Linked DNA regions of Homo sapiens: region 1 is linked to region 2. The links are chromatin loops, found by intact Hi-C in ENCODE. Cell type or tissue: HepG2. All regions are shown on one strand. Each heading gives the region's core, and the rest is flanking DNA. Links, peaks and the distances in the headings are about the cores only.

Region 1 (10,199 bases), core at 1,527-9,526, 61 kb after region 2:
GCTGAAACTGACTCATATTCAAATACTATGTCCTTGTTATAAAATGTCTCATACTGATGTTGAAGTGAAACCTGAATTCTCAATTCCAGGCATACAAATCAAGTCATATTCTTATTCATCATTTTGAAATTTTTTCCTTGTTTAACCTGTCTATAATTTGTGTTCAGCAATGTCGGTTGTTAGGGAAATTTTCCAAACTAATACATAGATCATACATTGGATGCCTGCACTGTTATATGTAGCTTGGTCAAAACTAGAGTCATGACCACTGTTGATTCATTTTTTCAATGCCAGGTTTATGGAAAGTGAATCCTAAATTTTCCTACTAAAAGCATCCAAGGTTTTCTTTGGAAGCCCAGGAAGGCCAATATTCCTTAAAATCTGGTTGCTGTTAACTAATAGTTTTGTATAACTTATTGTTAACAAGCTCATTAACATAAACACATTCCCCCCCCCACACACACACCCCTCATGGTTGAGTAAATTATTGTCCTATAATTTCTAAAATGAAAAATTAATTTTCTTACTTGGGCTTTTCAGCGCATTTTCAATGTTTATCAAGCTTAATGTCTCATGCTTAGGCCTTTGACTAAGTTTTTCTCTTGAGTCTAATACTTAAATCTTAGTTATTTAATGAAAATATTCAGCAATTTTATAACTATTCCTCGGACACTTAAAAAACGTGTTCCATTGAAGAGTCTACACTTCTCTGTGTATGAATATTCAGGTTTATTTTTCCCTATTTAATTTATTTTTGATTATGAAATGGTTTAAAATAGATGTTAAAATCAGTCTCCAATCTTGGATTTTATTTCTTTTCAGTTTTTATAGTATAATGGTTTCTAAGAGGGGATCTTGAAGTCAGACTGCCAAGACAGGAAACCAGATTCCCTGCTTCATATAACTATGATGTGAGACTCCATTTTACAACTACTGCCTGCCTCAGTATAATTACCTATAAAAAGGAGACGATAGGCCGGGTGCGGTGGCTCAGGCCTGTAATCCCAGCACTTTGGGAGGCTGAGGCAGGTGCATCACCTGAGGTCAGGAGTTTGAAACCAGCATGGCCAACACGGTGAAACCCTGTCTCCACTAAAAATACAAAAAGTAGCCAGGTGTGGTGGCACATGCATAAAATCCCAGCTACTCAGGTGGCTGTGGCAGAAAAATCATTGGAACCCAGGAGTGGGGGGTTGTAGTTAGTTGAGATCATGCCACTCCACTCCAGTGGGGAGACCGTGCAAACTCCATCTCAAAAACACCACCACCACCAACAAAGGGCGATGAAAATACAACTGTCTTTGGTTAATTTTGTTAGGAGTTAATATACTATTTGTATTACTACTTTCAAGTTTACCTCTTATAGGCAGGAACCAAAGATTGTTCATTATCGATTCGATACTGTTTTACTTGATATTTAAGATACCAGTGAGAAGTTAAACTTGTTTTTTTTTTTTCTTCTGAGACACAGTCTCCCTCTGTTACCCAAGCTGGAGTACAGTGGCACAATCATAGCCCACTGCAGCCTTGAACTCCTGGGCTCAAGCAATCCTCCTGCCTCAGCTTCCCAAGTATTTGGGACTATAGGCATGCACCAACATGCCAGCTAATTTTTTAAATTTTTTGTAGAGATGGAGTTTCCATATGTTGCAAAGGGAACTCCTGCTCTCAAGGGGTCCTCCCACCTTGGCCTCCCAAAGTAGTAGGACTACAGGCATGAGCCATGACATCCAGCCTGCATTGAGAGTTTCTGAAGGTCAGATGCTACCTAGAGCTTTGGCTCATGTCCATCCCAAGGTGGAGCTAATCAGTTTGTAGTTATTACCTCTTCCTGAAAGTGTAACTGAAATGGATATGCATGGCAGCTGGCAGGACACTCACATTATTCGTGAACTGTGGAGTAAGGGACATTATTATAGCAGGACCAAAGGGAAGCCTCTGAAATTCTCCTCTACTGGCAACACAATGTACAAAATATAATAACCGCATTCCCTAAGGAATGGAACTGGTCACTGCCATGACAAAACACTTGCAAGTTACAGGGGATGGTAGTCCTTTCTATAACCTGATTCACTTAACCTATCTGGCCTCTACCAAAACCAGATGGATTACAGAATCAATGCAGACTACCATGAACTTAAATAAACACTCACAAATGCTTTCCAGGATGTGCTGTCTTCACTAAGCAGAGCAGAGCTTCTGGTACTTTTTACCGGGCTTGTGATTTGGTGAATGGTTCTTAATCTACACCCATTATGAGGAAAAATCAAAACAATTTGCCTCGTTTTATAATAATAATAACACTGTCACTGTTTTATATCATGGCTATGTCACTTCTGTTCTCAGTTTAATTTACATTTTTTAAAACATCGTGATTATTTAATATATTAATAATATTACAGACCAGGCCCTGTGGCACATGACTGTAATGCCATCATTTTAGGAGGCCGACACGGGAAGATCATTTGAGCCCAGGAGTTTGAGACCAGCCTGGGTAACACGGTGAAATCCTAGCCCTACAGAAAATACAAAAATTAGCCAGGCGTGATGTTGTGCCCCTGCAGTCCCAGCTGCTAGCAATGCAGAGGTGGGGGAATCACTTGAGCCCAGAAGGTTGAGGCTGTAATGAGCTGTGATCCTGCCACTGAACTCCAGCCTCAGGGACAGAATGAGACCCTGTCTCAAAATAATAGCAATAATAATAATAATATATTACTTGGTACAATAATCAGGAAGTGGCAAGTTTCTTAACTATAGTAAAATACTCTAACGATGAATGGAAGTAAAATACCAGAAGAAAAGAAATCAACCTGAGAAGATTCAGGGACCTACAGCATAGGTGATGTTTTAAAGCATTCAGTGTCCCTAGACCACACGTTGAAACAATCTTTTTTACAGTATATGGCATGTTGCTCTCTCTATAAATTTCCTATCACTACAAAAGAGACCCAGTATTTTGGGGGCCTATTGGGATTTTGGAGACAACATATTCCACATTTGAGAATATAGCTCTGACTCATTAATGAAGTTTCCCAGGCTACTGGTCTCAAGCAGAATCCAGAACAAAAGTGGGCTCTACAGAAGATATGGACTCTGCTCCAAGCTGCTCTGGCCACTGTGCCAGATGATCCAGCAGGATTCAAAGATGCTAGAAACATACATAGTGGTCATTATAGGACTCTGTGCATGTCTCTGACAAGCCTGTAGGAGACAGGAGAGCAAATCCCTATGGAATTAGTGCAAGAACATTCCCTCTTCAGCAGAGGAGTATCCTCTGTGTGAAAAACAAAACAGCAAGTGGAGAACATTAATCCAAGCATAGAGTCCCTCTAAACACAAGTCCCTATAAGCACAAAACCCTATGCAACTGTGGACGTCATATGCTCATAAAGCCAGCCATGACTGGAGGGTATGAGCACGCCTCAGTGGCACAAGGAGTGATGGTATTGGACACAAACATGTGCTTTCTTAGATTCCCTTCACTATGTCCTATTCCCCTGGCTAGTACCTTGCCCGATCCAGGTCATCATTCCATTTGGGACTTGAATGCATCACCACACTGTGGGCATAAGGTATGACTTTCATGACCACCACCAAGGGACTGGATGATGGAAGACAGAACAACAGAGATGATAGTTCTGCCTCAAGGAAACCCTGACCAATAAGAAATAGAAGACTAATGACAGCCGAGCAGATACATTCTCCCTCCTCTCTCACTTCCACGGACTAATGCCAGCTGTGGTTTCCCCCTGTAGCCCTTCTGGAAAAAGTGCTGGAAGCCAAGTACACGCATCTGATGACCGTCATGCTGTCTCTCTCACCTCACTGTGAAGTGGCTGCCAGCAGAGCCATACCAGACATCACCACACATTGTTTCACATTTCTTCCTGTCTCAATTTCCACACGTCCTTGCCATTTTTGTCTTGAATTTGACTTCTAAATAAATGTTAGCACTTTAATAACAGGTATTACATTAAAAACATTTTGGTAAAGTAGCTGGTTACTAACTCAATTTTTTGAAATGAAATGCCATTTTATTTAAATAGTCAACTAGAAAATATCATAATACAAATATATAATTCACAATAGAAAAAAAATTCAAATAGACCAAAGTTGTTTATATGATTTTTCAAACTATTGTAATAGGTGCCATCTAATTTTGATGTTCTACCTTGTCTCCAACTCAGACACCTGATACAGCTGCATCAAGACTATATTATTGTGATATTTCCCCTAAAATTGTGGAATAGCCAAACTTTTCCTTAGAGGAAGGATTCTGCTTGGATAAGCCTGTAATCTTAACCTGAGACCGGAACAGGGGAATTCATGCAACTGCAGATTTTGTGATGAGTTTCCTTTTCATTGGTTTACCACATCAGCTTACCCATTTTAGCCACCCATTTATTTGTTCATTAAAGTATTAATGAACGTAATAGAATTTAGCTGTGAACAGGACTGTACATTTCTTTCTTATAATAGAACTTCCTATTAAAGAATATGTCAACACCCTTTCATTTCATCATTGATGACAAAATTACAAAGTTACGGCTCATCCCATAATTAATACATAGGGTTCACAGATACTATTTTAACATTTACAAAAAGTTTGACTGAAATATTTTCCACAATTTCTATACTATATTTACATTGATTTTATTTTTCAAAAAGAGAGGATTTGAGTTCTCTTATCTGAAGTTTAGAAGGAATTTTACAAACGGAAGGTAAGGATATAATTAGCAAATCAGGGGCTTAAAAGTGCTTTAGAAAGAATACTAAAATAATTTACATGAGATCTCAACTTCAAAAACAGATTTTCTTTAATTCAAAAGCGGAAGAAATGACGTTTCTAACTGCATATGCATAACTGATGATACCAATCAAGATCATGATCATGATGTTTCATCCCTTTATTAGAGAAGGAATTTTTTCCTAAGCTATTCACATATGAAATCTAATATTCCTCAGTACCGCTTATGGTAGACATACATTAAATTTACTCTGCATATGCTTCTCACTCAAATTCTATTGTGTGCATTGTTTTCTAACAATAATTCTCATTGCTTTTTACTAAACATAAAATAGAAATTCATAATGGAATAAAACACCGAGGATACATCCTCATTATTGATTTAGAATTGAATGACCTTACCATCCAATAAATTTGAGGTTCAAGCAATGAATTCTAAGCACAATGTGGTATATTCCTGTGGTTCAAATAACAATAGAAAAGAGCAATATTTTTCCGGGGATAAGCTCTTACTTCTTAATAATTATAAATAGACATTGCAAATTCTACAAATGAAATAAAAAATACATGAATGAAATAAACATGGCTTCAAAATTCTAAGAAGTTTTTGTCATATTTTGTATAATTTGGCAGTTTGTATGAAAAAACAGAAAAGAGCATGTTGTTGTCAATGTTAAGTTTTCATACACAAATACACACACACACACACACATATATATATATATATATATATATATATTTTCTAGACTGCCATTGGGTCAAAGACTTTTCTAGGTATACGTTTGGAAATTATTCATACACATACAGTATAGAAAAACCAGTAAGAAATATAAAATGTTTCATACACCACCAGTTTGTTTCCTGCTAGAAGATACACAATGCCCCTCTCGTGAATCTATGGAGATGAAGTCTTCTCTCCTTTCACCCAGTACCTCATTTGCCAAAAAACTGAAAGAAAAGTCTGCTTTAGCTTCTTGTTTCCCCAAATCAGGATGAATGGGTGGATTGAAGGATAGCTGAATCTAATAGCTTTGCAGAACATGAAGACAGGTTTGTTTTCCAGACTTCCAAAACTCCAAACTGATATCATTATGGACAGAAAGTAAATGGCACATAACAAGAGGAAGGAGATCACAGTTTGCAAAGCTTTTATGTGGACCTTGGTGCTGGGATCTTGAGATCCTTTACCATGGAGCTGCATCTTCTTGAGATGTTTACACAAAGAACAGATTAACAGCATAAAAGATAGTAGGGTCAGAGTGAAGGGTACTAAGTTTGCTACCATGGTTACAGTCATATTTGAAAAGTACATTGCACTCTTCAATTTGATCTTCCAAGTCATGTTTCCTTCAAATTCTTTTGTCCGCACAATCTCATTCATGTTTATCACAAAAAGATGACAAGCCAAAAATAGCAAAGGCCCCAACAACATCACCAGAATGACACTCTTAACTCTCCTCTTTAAGTGAAGAAAAATAAAGTTGGAGAAATTGGCAATCTTGAGCAAATAAAATATGCTGAGGGTAGTAGCAAGCCAGTTGCTGAAATGGTTGATCACTGCCCAGATATTATAAGCAGTAGTTCTTACTTCTACACTATTAAAAGCTGGATTCAACACAGTTGAATACCAGTTTAATAATAATACCCAGAGCAAACCAACTCTGGAGACCGCCAGAGCAGTGAGAATTTGGTCAGCAAAGGAGATCTTTTGTCTCTTGAACCACTCAATGGAATTTACCAGTGCTATGAAGCCATTAGCAAAATTTCCAATAACAAATGTAACCACTACCAGACTGGAAAAAATGATGGGTAGAAAAGTTATCATGTCTGAACAGACAAAAAAAATTTTTTTAAATGCTGGTGTTGTGTCCGGAATTGGTTCCTGCAGGTGGGTTCGTGGTCTCGCTGACTTCAAAAGGGAGCCACTGACCTTCACGGTGAGTGTTGCTGCTCTTAAAGATGGTGTGGACCCAAAGAGTGAGCAACAGCAAGGTTTATTGAGAAGAGAGAAAGGACAAAGCTTCCACAGAGTGAAAGGCAACCCAGGTAGGTTGCCGCGGCTGGCTGAAGCCATGAGCTTTTATTCCCTTATTTGTCCCCTCCCATTTTCCTTTTTTGTCCTATCAGAGTGCCCTTTTATCAATCCTCCCTCCGACTGGCTACTTTTAGGATCCTGTTGATTGGTGCATTTTAGAGCGATTGGTGCATTTTACAATCCTCTTGCTAGCTACAGAGCGCTGATTGCTGTGGTTTTACAGTGCGCTGATTGGTGCATTTTACAATCCCCTTGCTAGCTTCAGAAACGTTCTCCAAGTCCCCACAAGATTCAGGAAGTATAGCTGGCTTCATCTCTCAATCTAATAAAACTGGGTGTGATTGCTTGAATATCCTGACCTTAAATTCTATATGCACCTGATTTGTGAATGTGCTGTGACATTCTTTTTACTTTTAATTGTTGTGACCAGTGTCAAGCCAGAAATAACCATGGCATGTTAACTGATGAGTTCAATGATCTCTTTATGGAAAACATTCCTATTTTCAAACAACTCAAATTAACTCATTCATTCACTGTCTGTTCTTGTTATAGGCTGGAATTATTCACACTGAAATTGACGTGAGACCTGAATCCTCATTTGCTAGTATGCAAATAGGGACATATTCACTTTCAGTGTTTGCAATTTTTCCTTGTGTAAACTCTCCATCATTTATCTTTAGTGACTTCAGTTGTTAGGGAAGTTTTGTAACTTAATATATATATCATCCAGTAAATGTCTAAATTCTCAAAGGGAGCTTGGTCATAACTAAGATCATCACCAATGCGGACTTTTTTAAATCACAGATTTAAATACACAGAATCCTAACTGCTTTTATCAAAGGCATCTCAGATTTTCTTGAGAACCACAGGCAGGCCAATCCTCCATAAGATCTGGTTGCTGCTAATACTTTCGTATAACTTCATTATTCACAAACTCATAAATATGCACACAAATACACACGTGCACACCACTTATGAATGGAACAAATTATTTTCTTGTAATTTCCAAAATAAAAAATGAGTTTCCAAGAGGCTGTGCAGATGAAATTAGTCCTATTTTCCCGGGTTTTCAGCCCATGAATAATATTTATTTATCAAACATATCTCTAATTCTTAGGACTTGGTAAAGTTCGTCTCAAGTCTAATGTTTAAATATTTATTATTATACAAAATATTTAGCAATTTTATAACAATTCCTGAGTACCAGACCCTTTGATATAGAATCCTGCAGTATCCTCCTATCACAGGAAGACTGACTACCTTACCCCTGAACTTGGAATTCAATCATTTCACTTATTTTGATAAACAAAAAATTACTACAGTTTGCATAGAGATTTGAGATGGCTTCCATACTGGGGATTCTTCCTCTTTCCATAGAGATTTGAGATGGCTTCCATACTGGGGATTCTTCCTCTTTCCATTTACCATGAGAATATCGCCTGGCTAGTACACTGTTCCCAGAAGAAGAATGAGAAACTATTGAAGTCAGATTGCCGCCACCTGATCCAGACTAAATTGGCAAAACTCTAACGTCCTCCAAGATGCAGAATTTGGCCCATCTCAAATCACGACAGCCATCCACCAAACCTGGCTTAGAAAAATAAAATCCAGGTCCAGTGCAGGCAAGGCTGAGGAAGGCAGATTATGAGGTCAAGAGATGGAGACCATCCTGGCCAACATGGTGAAACCCCGTCTCTACTAAAAATACAAAAATTAGCAGGGCATGGTGGTGTGGGCCTGTAGCCCCAGCTACTCAGGAGGCTGAGGCAGGAGAATGGCGTGAACCCCGGAGGCGGAGGTTGCAGTAAACTGAGATCACGCCACTGCACCCCAGCCTGAGTGACAGACCAAGACTCTGTCAAAAAAAAAAAAAAAAAAAAAAAAAACCCGACGTCAAACGACATGTGAGATATAAATATCTAATGTAGGTTTGGAGGGTTTTCTCCTGCACAAAAACATAACTGATAAAAGAACTCTGCTAAACCAAGAGTGTGGGAAATATGTACATCCTTGTTGTGTCAGGAATTCAGGAGCCAAAAGAAAAAATAGATGGGGAATGGCAAAGGTTTGTCCTGTGAGATGGATAATTAAGGCTAGAAGAAATCCTTTGGAAAGATCTGGGGGTGGCAGATAACATCATCTCAAATTTTCTTATGTTGCAACTAAATAAGAAAGTTCCTATTTCAACTATCTTAGAATTGTGTAAGAATGTATACAAATATTTGATATTTCCCTTCGGTATATAATGAGATGAGTAATAATAATTTCTATATTTCTCCTAATTACAAATTTGTATATTAAAGTTATAATGCGCACTTAGAAATGAACCAATACAAAACTGGGAAATTCCACAGTGTATCATAAACACTCAAGTAACTATGATGAAGGGCAAGACAAGGAACACCTAAAACAGGCTAGATCCACCTCCATTCCACTTTCCAAGTCCCTAAACCCTTCTTCGCATCTCCTGATATAAGCAATATCCATAATTTATAATGGTTATTTCCTCAATTTTCTTCATACTTTACCAACTAGGTATGCAACCCTAAACTCCATCGCTTGGTCTAGCCTACTTTGAACGCTGTATAGGTGCAATCCTACATGTTCCTCTTGTTTGTGGCTTCCTGAACTCAACATTATGTTTCTGAAATTTAGTCACATAGTTGCAAGCACATGTGATTTTTTTTCACTTCTCTATATTGTTCCATTGCATGGAATTACTGTAATGATTCATCCAACCTTAATATGTATTTGGCCAGTTTCTTTTTTGAACAGTTATGAATAATTCTACTAGAACATTCTTTCATATATCATTTGATACAATTCCTTTGCATATATACCTATGAGTAGAATTATATTATCATTGTTCAAAATCTCCTCATAGACATAGAAAAGTTCAGAAAATAATTTAACTAAACTTACTCCTGTCACCTTTACCTCCATTCTATTTTTTGCCATTTGCATATGTCTTATCAATTGTATAATTACCCCAACAAGACATTATTATTTTCTAAACATTCATTTAGAATTATGCACATATTTACCACTTTCATTAATTTGTATTCCTTCTTGCATATTCAACTTAATATTTTCAATAAGACCCTTTATTGGCCAGGCAGGGTAGCTCACACCCATAATCCCAACATTTTGTAAGGCTGGGGCAGGAGCACCCAGGAGTTCAAGACCAGCCTGTGCAACACAGCAAAACTGCCTCTACAATGAATGAAAAAGTTAGTCAGGCATAGTGAAGCTACTCACAAGGCTGAGGTGGGAGGATGGTTTGAGCCCAGGAGTTCCAGACTGCAGTAAGCCATGATCCTACCACTGAACTCCAGCGTGGACAACAGAGTGAGAATCCAACTCTACCAACAAAAATAATAATAATAATAATTTTTCTTTTATCTGAAAAGATATATT
Region 2 (10,199 bases), core at 1,564-9,563:
ATGTATAGGTGCAATCCTATATGTTCTTATTCATGGCTTCCTGGAATCAACATTTTGTATCCAAAATTTAACCCCATCATTGCATGTACATGTGATCCATATCTTTTCACTTCTCTATATTTTTTTCATTTTTTGATTTTACTGTAATTATTTATCCATCCTTATTTGATATATATTTGGACAGCTTATTTTTTGAGCTTTTATGAATAATGCTACAATGAACATTCTTTCACATATCATTTGCTACAATTCCTCTGTGTATATATATCTGGGTGTAGAATTACAGGGTCCTTGATTATGATGTTCAAATTCTTCTCACAGACATAGAAAAGCCCAAAACACAGTTTGACTAAATTTATTCCTGTTACCTTTATCTCCAGCCTCTTTATTGCTATTTGCATATATCTTATCAATTATACATTCAATCCAAGAAGACACTATTGTTTTATATAGTCAACATTTATTTAGAATTACACACTTAGTTTTCATTGTCATTAATTTTTTTTTTTTTTTTTGAGACATAGTCTCCCTGTCACCCAGGCTGGAGTGCAGTGGCACGATCTCTGCTCACTGAAAGCTCCGCCTTCCGGGTTTAGCCATTCTCCTGCCTCAGCCTCCGGAGTAGCTGGGACTGCAGGTGCCCGCCACCACGCCAGGCTAATTTTTTTTTATTTTTAGTAGAGACGGGGTTTCACCGTGTTAGCCAGCATGGATTGTCATTAATTTGTAATGCTCCTTGCGTGTTCAACTTTGTATTTTCAGTAATTTTATTTTATCTGAAAAATATCATTTTCAATTTCTGTTTATGAAGGTCTACTACTCTTTGGAAACACATTGAAGACATGATTCCCATTAATCCATTGAATTCCTGCTTCCATGTTTTCTGTTAAAATCAGGTTGTATTTAGAATACAGTTCTTTTCAACATACTCTATCTTCTACCTCTAGCTACTTTTCAGATTTTCTATTGGTCTTTTGCGTCCTGTATTATTTTATGTTAATTTGGTTTTAGTTATCATGCCTGAAGTTTGAGATTACTAAAAATATATTCAGGGATACATTTTATACCTTTTGGAAAAATCCTTGCAACATTTCTCTTGCTCTATTTTCTCTCCTCTAATCTTACAGAACTCCAGAAGTATGTTAGGTGTTCTGTCTGTAGCATCAATGTGTTACCCTCTAGCTCTGTGTATTTCCATCTCTTCCCTTCTATGCTTCATTCTGTGTAGCTATCTTCCAATTCACTTATTCTCTCTTGTACTGTATCCAACTGGTTAACTCTGTCTATTGGATTCTCAATATTGATAATTCATTTTTTCAGTCTTATTGTTTTAGTGTTCAGAATAATCTTTTATTCTCCTTCCATAAATCATTTTCTATGGGGAAACTGAACAAACTACTCTTAACACCATGTTCTTTTTAAAAGTGTTTTTGACTTTTGGAGTTTTTAGTTTTTTGTTTTACTCGATACTGTTTTACTTGATGTTTAAGATACCGGTGAGAACTTATACTTGTTTTTTTTTCTTCTTCTGAGACACAGTCTCCCTCTGTTACCCAAGCTGGAGTACAGTGGCAGGATCATAGTCCACTGCAGCCTGGAACTCCTGCGCTCAAGCAATCCTCCTGCCTCAGCTTCCCAAGTATTTGGAACTATAGGCATGCACCAACACACCAGCTAATTTTTTAAATTTTTTGTACAGACGGAGTTTCCACATGTTGTGAAGGGAACTCCTGCTCTCAAGGGATCCTCCCACCTTCGCCTCCCAAAGTGCTAGGACTGCAGGCATGAGCCATCACATCCAGCCTGCAGGGGGAGTTTTTGAAGGTCAGATACTACCTAGAGCTTCGGCTCATGTCCATTCCAAGGTGGAGCTAATCAGTTTGTAGTTACTACCTCTTCCTGAAAGTATAATTGAAATAGATATGTATGGCAGCCGGCAGGACTCACATTCTTCGTGAACTGTAGAGTAAAGGACATTATTATAGCAGGACCAAAGGGAAGCCTCTGAAATTCTCCTCTACTGGCAACAAAATATATAAAATATAATAACCGCATTCCCTAAGGAATGGAACTGGTCAGTGCCGTGACAAAACACTTGAAAGTTACAGGGGATGGTAGTCCTTTCTATAAGCCGATTCACTAAACCTATCTGGCCTCTATCAAAACCAGACGGGTTATAGAATGAATGCAGACTACCAGAAACTTAAATCAACACTCACAAATGCTTTCCAGGATGTGCTGTCTTCACTAAGCAGAGCAGAGCTTCTGGTACTTTTTACTGGGCTTGTGATTTGCTGAATGGTTCTTAATCTACACCCATTATGAGGAAAAATCAAAACAATTTGCCTTGTATCATAATAATAACACTGTGTCACTGTTTTATATCACGGCTATGTCACTTCTGTTTAATTTACATTTTTTAAAACATCGTGATTATTTAATATATTAATAATATTACAGACCAGGCCCTGTGGCACATGACTGTAATCCCATCATTTTAGGAGGCCGACACGGGAAGATCATTTGAGCCCAGGATTTTGAGACCAGCCTGGGTAACACTGTGAAATCCTAGCCCTACAGAAAATACAAAAATTAGCCAGGCGTGATGTTGTGCCCCTGCAGTCCCAGCTGCTAGCAATGCAGAGGTGGGGGAATCACTTGAGCCCAGAAGGTTGAGGCTGTAATGAGCTGTGATCCTGCCACTGAACTCCAGCCTCAGGGACAGAATGAGACCCTGTCTCAAAATAATAGCAATAATAATAATAATATATTACTTGGTACAATAATCAGGAAGTGGCAAGTTTCTTAACTATAGTAAAATACTCTAACGATGAATGGAAGTAAAATACCAGAAGAAAAGAAATCAACCTGAGAAGATTCAGGGACCTACAGCATAGGTGATGTTTTAAAGCATTCAGTGTCCCTAGACCACACGTTGAAACAATCTTTTTTACAGTATATGGCATGTTGCTCTCTCTATAAATTTCCTATCACTACAAAAGAGACACAATGTTTTGGGGGCCTATTGGGATTTTGGAGACAACATATTCCACATTTGAGAATATTGCTCTGACTCATTAATGAAGTTTCCCAGGCTGCTGGTCTCAAGTGGAATCCAGAACAAATGAGGGCTCTACAGAAGATATAGACTCTGCTCCAAGCTGCTCTGGCCACTGAGCCAGATGATCCAGCAGGATTCAAAGATGCTAGAACATACATAGTGGTCATTATAGGACTCTGTGCATGTCTCTGACAAGCCTGTTGGAGAGGGGAGAGCAAATCCCTATGGAATTAGTGTAAGACCATTCTCTCTTCAGCAGACAAGTATCCTCTGTCTGACAAACAAAATAGCAAGTGCAGAATATTAATCCAAGCATAGAGTCCCTCTAAGCACAAGTCCCTATAAGCACAAAACCCTATGCAACTGTGGACGTCATATGCTCATAAAGCCAGCCATGACTGGAGGGTATGAGCACGCCTCAGTGGCACAAGGAGTGGCGGTACTGGACACAAACATGTGCTTTCTCAGATTCTCTTCACTATGTCCAATTCCCCTGGCCAGCACCTTGCCTGATCCAGGTCATCCTTCTATTTGGGACTTGAATGCATCACCACACTGTGGGCATGAGGTCTGACTTTCATGACCACCACCAAGGGACTGGATGATGTAAGACAGAACAGCAGAGATGATAGTTCTGCCTCAAGGAAACCCTGACCAATAGGAAATAGAAGACTAATGACAGATGAGCAGATACATTCTCCCTCCTCTCTCTCTTCCATGGACTAATGCCAGCTGTGGTTTCCCCTTGTAGCCCTTCTGGAAAAGTGCTGGAAGCCAAGTACATGCATCTGATGACCATCATGCTGTCTCTCTCACCTCACTGTGAAGTGGCTGCCATCAGGGTCATACCAGACATCACCACACATTGTTTCACATTTGTTCCGGTCTCAATTTCCACACGTCCTTGCCATTTTTGTCTTGAACTTGACTTCTAAATAAATGGTAGCACTTCAATAACAGGTATTACATTAAAAACATTTTGGTAAAGTAGCTGGTTACTAACTCAATTTTTTGAAATGAAATGTCATTTTTGTTTAAATAATCAACTAGAAAATATCATAATACAAATAATTGACAATAGAAAAAAATACATATTCAAATAGACCAAAGTTGTTTATATGATTTTTCAAACTATTATAATAGGTGCCATCTAATTTTGGTGTTCTACCTTGTCTCCAACTCAGACACCTGATACAGCTGCATCAAGACTATATTATTGTCATATTTCCCCTAAAATTGTGGAATAGCCAAACTTTTCCTTAGGAGAAGGATTCTGCTTGGATAAGCCTGTAATCTTAACCTGAGACTGGAACAGGGGAATTCATGCAACTGCAGATTTTGTGTGAGTTTCCTTTTCACTGGTTTACCACATCAACTTATCCATTTTAGCCACCCATTTATTTGTTCATTAAAGTATCATTTTTGACCATCTATTCTTGGTGCTGGTTTCGAGTTCCTGGGAGTCAACAGAAAGCAAGACAGACATTATCTCTTTTTTTACAGTCCTTACATTGTACTGAGGAAGATATATGATTAAAAAAATACACAAATCAGGTGGGGGGATGATTCATCTTAAGGTTTAAATCACATTGTTTAAATTTCATAACACCAAGAATTAATACAGTCAAGTAGAATTTAGCTGTGAACAAGACTGTACATTTCTTTCTTATAATAGAACTTCCTATTAAAGAATATGTCAACACCCTTTCATTTCATCATTGATGACAAAATTACAACGTTAAGGCTCATCTCATAATTAATACACAGATTTCATAGATACTTTTTTAACATTTACAAAAAGTTTGACTGAAATATTTTCCACAATTTATATATTATATTTACATTGATTTTATTTTTCAAAAAGAGAGGATTTGAGTTCTCTTATCTGAAGTTTAGAAGGAATTTCATAAATGGAAGGTAAGGATATAATTAGCAATTCAGGGGCTTAAAAGTGCTTTAGAAAGAATACTAAAATAATTTGCATGAGATCTCAACTTCAAAAACAGCTTTTCTTTAATTCAAAAGCGGAAGAAATGACGTTTCTAACTGCATATGCATAACTGATGATACCAATCCAGATCATGATCATGATATTTCATCCCTTTATTAGAGAAGGGATTTTTTCCTAAGCTATTCACATATGAAATCTAATATTCCTCAGTACCGCTTATGGTAGACATACATTAAATTTACTCTGCATATGCTTCTCACTCAAATTCTACTGTGTGCATTCTTTTCTAACAATAATTCTCATTGCTTTTTACTAAACATAAAATAGAAATTCATAATGGAATAAAACACCAAAGATACATCCTCATTATTGATTTAGAATTGAATGACTTTACCATCCAATAAATTCGAGGTTCAAGCAATGAATTCTAAGCACAATGTGGTGTATTCCTGTGGTTCAAATAACAATAGAAAAGAGCAATATTTATCCTGGGATAAGCTGTTACTTCTTAATAATTATAAATAGACATCATAAATTCTACAAATGAAATATAAAATACATGAATGAAATATACATGGCTTCAAAATTCTAAGAAATTTTTGTCATATTTTGTATAATTTGGCAGTTTGTATGAAAAAAACAGAAAAGAGCATGTTATTGTCAATGTTCTTAAGTTTTCATACACACATAAACACACACATATATATATTTTTTTTTCTAGACTAATATTAGGTCAAAGGCTTTTCTAGGTATACGTTGGGAAATTATTCATACACATACAGTATAGAAAAACCAGTAAGAAATATAAAATGTTTCATACACCACCAGTTTGTTTTCTGCTAGAAGACACACAATGCCCCTCTCATGAATCTATGGAGATGAAGGCTTCTCTCCTTTCACCCAGTACCTCACTTGCCGCAAAACTGAAAGAAAAGTCTGCTTTAGCTTCTTGTTTCCCCAAATCAGGATGAATGGGTGGATTGAAGGATAGCTGAATCTAATAGCTTTGCAGAACATGAAGACAGGTTTGTTTTCCAGACTCCCAAAACTCCAAACTGATATCATTATGGACAGAAAGTAAACGGCACATAACAAGAGGAAAAAGATCACAGTTTGCAAAGCTTTTATGTGGACCTTGGTGCTGGGATCTTGAGATCCTTTACCATGGAGCTGCATCTTCTTGAGATGTTTACACAGAGAACAGATTAACAGCAAAAAACATAGCAGGGTCAGAGTGAAGGGCACTAAGTTTCCTAGCGTGGTTACAGTCGCATCTGAAAGGTACACTGCACTCCTCAATTTGATCTTCCAAGTCAAGTTTCCTTCATATTCTTTTGTCCGTACAATCTCTTTCATGTTTATCACAAAAAGTTGACAAGCCAAAAATAGTAAAGGCCCCAACAGCATCACCAGAATGACACTCTTAACTCTCCTCTTTAAGTGAAGAAAAATAAGGTTGGAGAAATTGGCAATCTTGAGCAAATAAAATATGCTGAGGCTAGTAGCAAGCCAGTTGCTGAAATGGCCGGTTACTGCCCAGACATTATAAGCAGTAGTTCTTACTTCTACACTATAAAAAGCTGGATTAAACACAGTTGAATACCAATTTAATAATAATACCCAGAGCAAACCAACTCTGGAGACCGCCAGAGCAGTGAGAATCTGGTCAGCAAAAGAGATCTTTTGTCTCTTGACCCGCTCAATGGAATTTACCAATGCTATGAAGCCATTAGCAAAATTTCCAATAACAAATAGAACCACTACCACACTGGAAAAAATGATGGGTATAAAAGTTGTCATGTCTGAACAGACAAAAAAAAATTGTTTTAATGCTGGTGTTGTGTCCGGAGTTGGTTCCTGCAGGTGGGTTCGTGGTCTCCCTGACTTCAAAAATGGAGCCACCGACCTTCACGGTGAGTGTTGCTGCTCTTAAAGATGGCATGGACCCAAAGAGTGAGCAACAGCAAGGTTTATTGAGAAGAGAGAAAGGACAAAGCTTCCACCGGGAGGAAGGCGACCCAGGCAGGTTGCTGCTGCTGGCTGAAGCCATGAGCTTTTATTCCCTTATTTGTCCCCTCCCATTTTCCTTTTTTTGTCCTATCAGAGTGCCCTTTTTTCAATCCTCCCTGCCATTGGCTACTTTTAGGATCCTGTTGCTTGGTGTATTTTAGAGCGATTGGTGCATTTTACAATCCTCTTGCTAGCTACAGAGCGCTGATTGCTGTGGTTTTACAGTGCACTGTTTGGTGCATTTTACAATCCCCTTGCTAGCTACAGAAACGTTCTCCAAGTCCCCACTCGATTCAGAAAGTATAGCTCGCTTCATCTCTCAATGTAATATAACTGGGTGTGATTGCTTGAATATCCTGACCTTAAATTCTATATGCACCTGATTTGTGAATGTGCTGTGACATTCTTTTTACTTTTAATTGTTGTGACCAGTGTCAAGCCAGAAATAACCATGGCATGTTAACTGATGAGTTCAATGATCTCTTTATGGAAAACATTCTTATTTTCAAACAACTCAAATTAACTCATTCATTCACTGTCTGTTCTTGTTATAGGCTGGAATTATTCACACTGAAATTGACGTGAAACCTGAATCCTCATTTGCTAGTACGCAAATAGGGACATATTCACTTTCAGTGTTTGCAATTTTTCCTTGTGTAACCTCTCCATCATTTATCTTTAGTGACTTCAGTTGTTAGGGAAGTTTTGTAACTCAATATATATATCATATAGTAAATATCTAAATTCTCAAAGGGAGCTTGGTCATAACTAAGATCATCACCAATGCGGACTTTTTTAAATCACAGATTTAAATACACAGAATCCTAACTGCTTTTATCAAAGGCATCTCAGATTTTCTTGAGAACCACAGGCAGGCCACTACTCCATAAGATCTGGTTGCTGCTAACACTTTCGTATAACTTCATTATTCACAAACTCATAAATATGCACACAAATATACACATGTGCACACCACTTATGAATGGAACAAATTATTTTCTTGTAATTTCCAAAATAAAAAATGAGTTTCCAAGAGGCTGTGCAGATGAAATTAGTCCTATTTTCCCACTCAGGGTTTTCAGCCCATGAATAATATTTATTTATCAAAAACATTATCTCTAATTCTTAGGACTTGGTAAAGTTTCTCTCAAGTCTAATGTTTAAATATTATTATAAAAAATATTTAGCAATTTTATAAGAATTCCTCAGTACCAGACCCTTTGATATATAATCCTGCAGTATCCTATCACAGGAAGACTGACTACCTTGCCCCTGAACTTGGAGTTCAATCATTTCACTTACTTTGATAAACAGAAAATTACTACAGTTTGCATAGAGATTTGAGATGGCTTCCATACTGGGGATTCTTCTTCTTTCCATTTACCATAAGAGTATGGCCTATCTAGTACACTGTTCCCAGAAGAAGAATGAGAAACTAATGACGTGAGATTGCTGCCACCTGATCCAGATTAAATTGGCAAAACTCTAACGTCCTCCAAGATGTAGAATTTGGCCCATCTCAAATCACCACAGCCATCCACCAAACCCAGCTTAGAAAAATAAAATCCAGGCCCAGCGCAGGCGAGGTTGAGGAAGGCAGATTACGAGGTCAAGAGATGGAGACCATCCTGGCCAACATGGTGAAACCCCATCTCTACTAAAAATACAAAAATTAGCAGGGCATGGTGGTGTGCACCTGTATTCCCAGCTACTCGGGAGGCTGAGGCAGGAGAATGGCATGAACCCGGGAGGCGGAGGTTGCAGTGAACTGAGATTATGCCACTGCACTCCAGCCTGGGCGACACAGCAAGACTCTGTCAAAAAACAAAACAAAACAAAACAAAACAAAACAAAACAAAAAACCAACATCAAACGACATGTGAGATATAAATATCTAATGTAGTTTTGAAGGGTCTTCTCCTGCAGAGAAACATAACTGATAAAAGAACTCTTAAACCAAGAGTGTGGGAAATATGTACAACCTTGTTGTGTCAGGAATTCAGGAGCCGAAAGAAAAAATAGATGGGGAATGGCAAAGGTTTGTCCTGTGAGGTCGATAATTAAGGCTAGAAGAAATCCTTTGGAAAGATCTGGGGGTGGCAGATAACATCATCTCAAATTTCCTCATGTTGCAACTAAATAAGAAAGTTCCTATTTCAACTATCTTAGAGTTGTATAGGAATGTATACAAATAATTGATATTTCCCTTCAGTATATAATGAGACGAGTAATAATAATTTCTATGAGATATTTCTCCTAATTACAAATTTGTATATTAAAGTTATAATGCGCACTTAGAAATGAACCAATACAAAAATGGGAAATACCACAGTGTATCATAAACACTCAAGTAACCATGATGCAGGGCAAGACAAGGAACACCTAAAACAGGCTAGATCCACCTCCATTCCACTTTCCAAGTCCCTAAACCCTTCTTCGCATCTCCTGATATAAGCAATATCCATAATTTATAATGGTTATTTCCTCAATTTTCTTCATACTTTACCAACTAGGTATGCAACCCTAAACTCCATCGCTTGGTCTAGCCTACTTTGAACGCTGTATAGGTGCAATCCTACATGTTCCTCTTGTTTGTGGCTTCCTGAACTCAACATTATGTTTCTGAAATTTAGTCACATAGTTGCAAGCACATGTGATTTTTTTTCACTTCTCTATATTGTTCCATTGCATGGAATTACTGTAATGATTCATCCAACCTTAATATGTATTTGGCCAGTTTCTTTTTTGAACAGTTATGAATAATTCTACTAGAACATTCTTTCATATATCATTTGATACAATTCCTTTGCATATATACCTATGAGTAGAATTATATTATCATTGTTCAAAATCTCCTCATAGACATAGAAAAGTTCAGAAAATAATTTAACTAAACTTACTCCTGTCACCTTTACCTCCATTCTATTTTTTGCCATTTGCATATGTCTTATCAATTGTATAATTACCCCAACAAGACATTATTATTTTCTAAACATTCATTTAGAATTATGCACATATTTACCACTTTCATTAATTTGTATTCCTTCTTGCATATTCAACTTAATATTTTCAATAAGACCCTTTATTGGCCAGGCAGGGTAGCTCACACCCATAATCCCAACATTTTGTAAGGCTGGGGCAGGAGCACCCAGGAGTTCAAGACCAGCCTGTGCAACA

Evidence for each region. A loop is a pair of places that touch in the nucleus more often than their neighbours do. Peaks named below come from ENCODE experiments on the same cell type or tissue, not always from the same donor. Only the 100,000 strongest peaks of a DNase experiment are listed, where the experiment ranks them.
Region 1: it touches region 2 in a loop (20-fold over the local background); 16 of 110 quality-filtered maps call a loop at or near these places.

What each region holds. Positions count from the first base shown.
Region 1 is chr12:11,085,658-11,095,856 of GRCh38, forward strand. All of the region lies in intron 1 of PRH1-TAS2R14 (PRH1-TAS2R14 readthrough), which reads right to left. It overlaps TAS2R43 (taste 2 receptor member 43), which reads right to left and starts at 6,656. Exons shown (of 1, transcript NM_176884.2): 1 at 5,630-6,656. The coding sequence starts at 6,572. The coding sequence ends at 5,643. The region is part of intron 1 of PRH1-PRR4 (PRH1-PRR4 readthrough); the gene reads right to left. It also overlaps a transcript of PRH1 not described here. In HepG2, for the core only: no CTCF peak of the experiment used is centred there; no DNase peak of the experiment used is centred there.
Region 2 is chr12:11,024,524-11,034,722 of GRCh38, forward strand. The region is part of intron 3 of PRH1-TAS2R14 (PRH1-TAS2R14 readthrough); the gene reads right to left. TAS2R31 (taste 2 receptor member 31) reads right to left here and starts at 6,884. Exons shown (of 1, transcript NM_176885.2): 1 at 5,864-6,884. The coding sequence starts at 6,812. The coding sequence ends at 5,883. The region is part of intron 3 of PRH1-PRR4 (PRH1-PRR4 readthrough); the gene reads right to left. It also overlaps a transcript of PRH1 not described here. In HepG2, for the core only: no CTCF peak of the experiment used is centred there; no DNase peak of the experiment used is centred there.